2 separate regions of the Homo sapiens genome follow, and region 2 is linked to region 1. Evidence: chromatin loops called from intact Hi-C (ENCODE). Cell type or tissue: B cell. All regions are shown on one strand.

Region 1 (2,500 bases):
GGCAACAGAGTGAGACCCTCTCTCCAAAAAATAATAAAATAACTATATTTTCCCAAACAAAAAAATTAGTGAGAAAAGTGTCACTGTGTATGTTACATTTTTTTTTTCAAATCTCATATCTGGCTTAATAGAAAACATCTGAATTCTCCTATCTGCTTCTGCCATCAATTTGTTGCAATGTCGTATGTCATGTAGCCTCATGGAAAGGTCCATTGAACATTCGTGAGAAGAGTGAGCATGAAAAAGGCCAAATAACATCTTAATATTATTATGAAAATTGTTTTGGTCTCATGGCCCAGACCACTCTTTGAGAACCACTGCCCTAGAGAAACTCAAGTGTATGTATAAAACGTTCTTTGTAGTATTATTTGTTATAATGAGAAGGTGGAACCAACCTATCTGTCCATCAATGAGGGACTATAAGATCCACAGGGACTACACTGGTGTTGCTTTGCTCACCATTGCATTTCCAGTAACTTAGCATATATTAGCACACAATAGGTGCTCAGTCAACTTTTGTGGAAGTAGAGAAGGAAGGGAGAGAGGCAGAAAAGAAGAAAGTGAGGAGGTACAAATATTGTTCTGCAACCTGCTATTTTAATTCAACTCTACCTCATGGACATCTTTTCACAGATTTAGACTCTTAGTTCACAGGGTAGGAAAGCACAAAGGCCATAGGACTCTTGCATAATGGGAAGCTTATTTTTCTATTGTCTAAAAATAAAGGCGTATTTAAGATGTCTCTTTAGGCAGGGCGTGGTGGCTCACGCCTGTAATCTCAGCACTTTGGGAGGCCGAGGTGGGTGGATCACCTGAGGTTGGGAGTTCGAGACCAGCCTGACCAACATGGAGAAACCCCGTCTCTACTAAAAATACAAAAATTAGCCGGGCATCATGGCACATGCCTGTAATCCCAGCAATGTGGGATGCTGAGGCAGGAGAATTGCTTGAAGCTGGTAGGCAGAGGTTGTGGTGATCCAAGATCAGGCCATTGCACTCCATCCAACCTGGGCAACAAGAGCAAGACTTCGTCTCAAAAAAAAAAAAAAAAAAAAAAAAAAGTCTGTTTAATACAACCACGGGCTGCAAATCACTGCCACCTAGTGGTGTATTAAGAAGTTCACACATGGGGCCCTGGCGCGGTGGCTCAGGCCTGTAATTACGGCACTTGAGGAGGCCGACCTGGGTGGATCACCTGAGGTCAGGAGTTTGAGACCAGCCTGGCCAACATGGCGAAACCTCGTCTCTACTAAAAATACAAAAATTAGTTGGGCATGTTGGCGCGCGCCTGTAGTTGCAGCTACTCTGGAGGCTGAAGCAGGCGAATCGCTTGAATCCAGGAAGCAGAGGTTGCAGTGAGCCGAGATTGTGCCACTGCACTCCAGCCTGGGCAACAGAGCAAGACTCCATCTCAAAGCAAAAACAAACAAATGGCCAGGCACAGTGGCTTATGCCTGTAATCCCAGCACTTTGGGAGGCTGAGGCAGGAGGATCACCTGAGGTTGGGAGTTCGAGACCAGCCTGACCAACAAGGAGATACCCTGCCTCTACTTAAAATACAAAATTAGTCGGGTGTGCTGGCGCATGCCTGTAATTCCAGCTACTCTAGAAGGCTGAGGCAGGAGACTCGCTTGAACCCGGGAGGCGGAGGTTGCGGTGAGCCGAGATCGTGCCATTGTACTCTAGCCTGGGCAACAAGAGTGAGACTCCATCTCAAAACTACAAAAACAAACAGACAAAAACTGTCTTTTGTATGCTGCTGAGATGGCTGATGGCTGGGAGCCCCTAGATAACTTCAGGACGGGGGCTAGTTGCCAAAAAGATCAAGGCAGGATCTCCAAGGGAGGGGAGGGAGAGGGGCTGAAGGTTGAGTTCATCACCAATGGCCAATGATTTAATCAATCATGCCTATGTAATGAAGCCTTCATAAAAACCCCAAAGGATAGAGTTCTAGGAGCTTCCAGATAGCTGATCACATGGAGGATGGTGGATGGTTCCTGGAGGATGGCACTCAGAGAGGGCATGGAAGTGCCACACACCTTTCTGCATACCTTGCCCTATGCATCTCTTCCATCTGGTTATTAACCTATATCCTTTGTAATATCCTTTATCATAAATGGGTAAATATAAGTAAGGTGTTTCCCTGAGTTCTGTGAGCTGTCCTGGCAAACCCTAGGAGGGATTTGTGGGAACCTCACTTTAGAGCCAGTTTGTCAGAAATACAGGTCACAGCCAAGAGTTTACAATTGGCATCTGAAGTGGGCAGTAGTCTTGTGGGACTGCGGGATCTAACACTATCTCCAGGTAGATAGTGTCAGATTGAATTGAATTAGAGGACAGCTATCTGGTGTCTGCTAGAGAATTGCTCAGTATGTGGAGAAAGCCCCCACCCATCTGGTGTCAGAAGTATTGTGTTGAGTGACCGCATAAGACAGTAAAGAGGGCCAGGCTCAGTGGCTCATGCCTGTAATCCCAGCACTTTGGGAGGTTGAGGCAGGCA
Region 2 (2,500 bases), 110 kb before region 1:
CTACCAAGAAACTCAACACTTTAAGGCAGTTTTCGCATTGAAGTTGGTGCGAGACTTATGAACTTACCCTCTTTAGCCAAATATAACTCCTTAAATTTTGCTCTCTTTTGATTAAATTCTTGTTCAAGCTGCTGTTGTGCACGTAAAAATTCTGCATTAATTTTTTCCAATTCTGCTACCCGTTGCTGAAGAGAAACTGGGGGAAAAAAACACTAGTTAACAAGTAATAACTTTTATTCATAAATTTATAAAACAGTAAATTAGTATTCTAGCTGTACATTGCTATACGTGAAACAAGTAGTCAAGCTTCTTCCAAAAATCCACCATATGCTAGGATATTCTAATGTTTAAAAAAAGTAAGACAGACCAGGCATGGTGGCTCACGCCTGTAATCCCAGCACTTTGGGAGGCCGAGGCGGGCGGATCACCCGAGGTCAGGAGTTCGAGACCAGCCTGGCCGACATGGAGAAATCCCATCTCTATTAAAAATACAAAAATTAGCCAGGTGTAGTGGCAGGTGCCTGTAATCCCAGCTACTCAGGAGGCTGAGGCAGGAGAATCGCTTGAACCCGGGAGGCGGAGGTTGCAGTGGGCCGAGATCGCACCACTGCACTCTAGCCTGGGTGACAGAGTGAGACTCTGTCTCAAAAAAAAAAAAAAAGATCCTTGTATTAGACTTAATACACAACTGTAAATGAGTCATGTAAAGTGAAACCACAAATATACAGAGAATCACATAAGGCCAACTTCCCCACAAAAAAAAGAGCTTCTAAAGTGCCTTTGTGCAACTGAATAGCAATTTAATTTTAGAACTGTTAAATATTGGATTATTTGAACTACTTATCCCACAAATGAACCTACTGCCAATCTTGCTATTTCCCATTTCTCTCAAGTGTCACAAGCAAAATCTAATAGGTTCCCTAACTAGTGTAGCCATACCAGACTGAACTATTCTTCCAACTTCAAAATGATCCATTACCATTATACTGAGATCATAATCAAAAACCCATTCATAGAGAGGATACAGAACTGCACATTCTATATAAACTCTCAATTACTGGGAGATAATCTGGTTTTCTTCCATGTTTTCAACATTGATCATGGTGTGCGGAGATTAGCAGACTTTTTACTTTATGGACTCTATAATTTGGACACAGCTGGTTAAATGATTGCCTTCCCTGACCAAACCCAGGGGTTCCTTTGATTGAAGCATAAGATAGGAGGTCCAGCTGTGCAAACCCCTGATCTCCCCTTTTGCCCCAACAGCATCCCAGCCTTAAAGCTATGACCATAATCCCTTTAGGGGATATCGGTTAGTACTAATCAACCACTAACTACTTAGGCCAGCAGAGGGCCAAGTTTCCTACTGCAAGTCACTCCAGATAATGATGATTTGCCTAGAATTTTAATCAAGATCTGAGATTATCTTTGAAGGCTATCCCCTCTCCCAATCACTCAATTTAATTGAGAGCTGATTTTAAAATGTATAGAAAAAAAGACTGGAAAAAATGTACCAATGATTTATCTATGAGTAACAGAATTATGGCTCATTAATTTCTTCCATATGCTTTTGAGACGGAGTCTCCCTCTGTTGCCCAGGCTACAGTGCAGTGGGGCGATCTCGGCTCACCGCAAATTCTGCCTCCCAGGTTCAAGCAATTCTCCTGCCTCAGCCTCCCAGTTAGCTGGGACTACAGGCATGTGCCACCACGCCTGGCTAATTTTTGTATTTTTAGTAGAGACGGGGTTTCACATGTTGGTCAGGCTGGTCTCTAACTCTTGACCTCAAATGATCCACCCACCTCGGCCTCCCAAAGTGCTGGGATTACAGGCATAAGCCACCGCACCTGGCCTTCCATAAGCTTCTCAAAGTTCTCTTCTATGCAGATATGTATTCCTTTGACAATGAACTAAAACCAACACAGATGGTTCAAACTGATGGTTTCACTTACAATTTTTCCACTTTATTATGGTACTCATACAACCATTCTCTTTTTTACTTTCAACTTTCACTAGAGGATTCAATAAATTACATGAGATATACAACATTTTACTATAACTTGATAAATGTTAGCTGTTAGCTGTCATTATTAAATTGGTGGTATTTATTTAATGAGTAACAAAAAAAAGTAGCAATCAAATGACCTTGTATATAGCCAGAAAAGACCAGAAGTCACTTCCAACCTCATGATTCTGACTCAGTTCCATGCTTAGACTTCCAGCTTATACCCTCCTCTATTATCATGTATCTTTTTTTTTTTTCAGACAGAGTCTCACTCTGTCACCCAGGCTGGAGTGCAGTGGTGCAATCTTGGCTCATTGCAACCTCCGCCTCCCGGACTCAAGCAATTCTTCTGCCTCAGCCTCCCGAGTAGCTGGGAGTACAGGCACATGCCACCACGCCCAGCTAATATTTGTATTTTTAGTAGAGACAGGGTTTCACCATGTTGCCCAGGCTGGTCTTGACCTCCTGACCTCAGGTGATCCACCCACCTCGGCC

Evidence for each region. A loop is a pair of places that touch in the nucleus more often than their neighbours do. Peaks named below come from ENCODE experiments on the same cell type or tissue, not always from the same donor. Only the 100,000 strongest peaks of a DNase experiment are listed, where the experiment ranks them.
Region 2: a loop joins it to region 1, with 9 times the contacts of the local background. A loop is called at or near these places in 9 of 110 quality-filtered maps.

The regions. Positions count from the first base shown.
Region 1 is chr17:5,195,749-5,198,248 of GRCh38, reverse strand. All of the region lies in intron 1 of ZNF594-DT (ZNF594 divergent transcript), which reads right to left. Among named protein-coding and RNA genes, the nearest start is that of ZNF594-DT, 5.0 kb to the right of the region's middle. In B cell, CTCF peaks have their summits at 896 and 1,096 (motif pointing left); a DNase peak (open chromatin) is centred at 1,108; H3K4me3 peaks cover 94 bases; H3K27ac peaks cover 821 bases.
Region 2 is chr17:5,306,390-5,308,889 of GRCh38, reverse strand. It overlaps RABEP1 (rabaptin, RAB GTPase binding effector protein 1), which reads right to left. Exons shown (of 18, transcript NM_004703.6): 2 at 68-196. Among named protein-coding and RNA genes, the nearest start is that of RABEP1, 25 kb to the right of the region's middle. In B cell, a CTCF peak has its summit at 1,331 (motif pointing right); a DNase peak (open chromatin) is centred at 1,349; H3K27ac peaks cover 355 bases.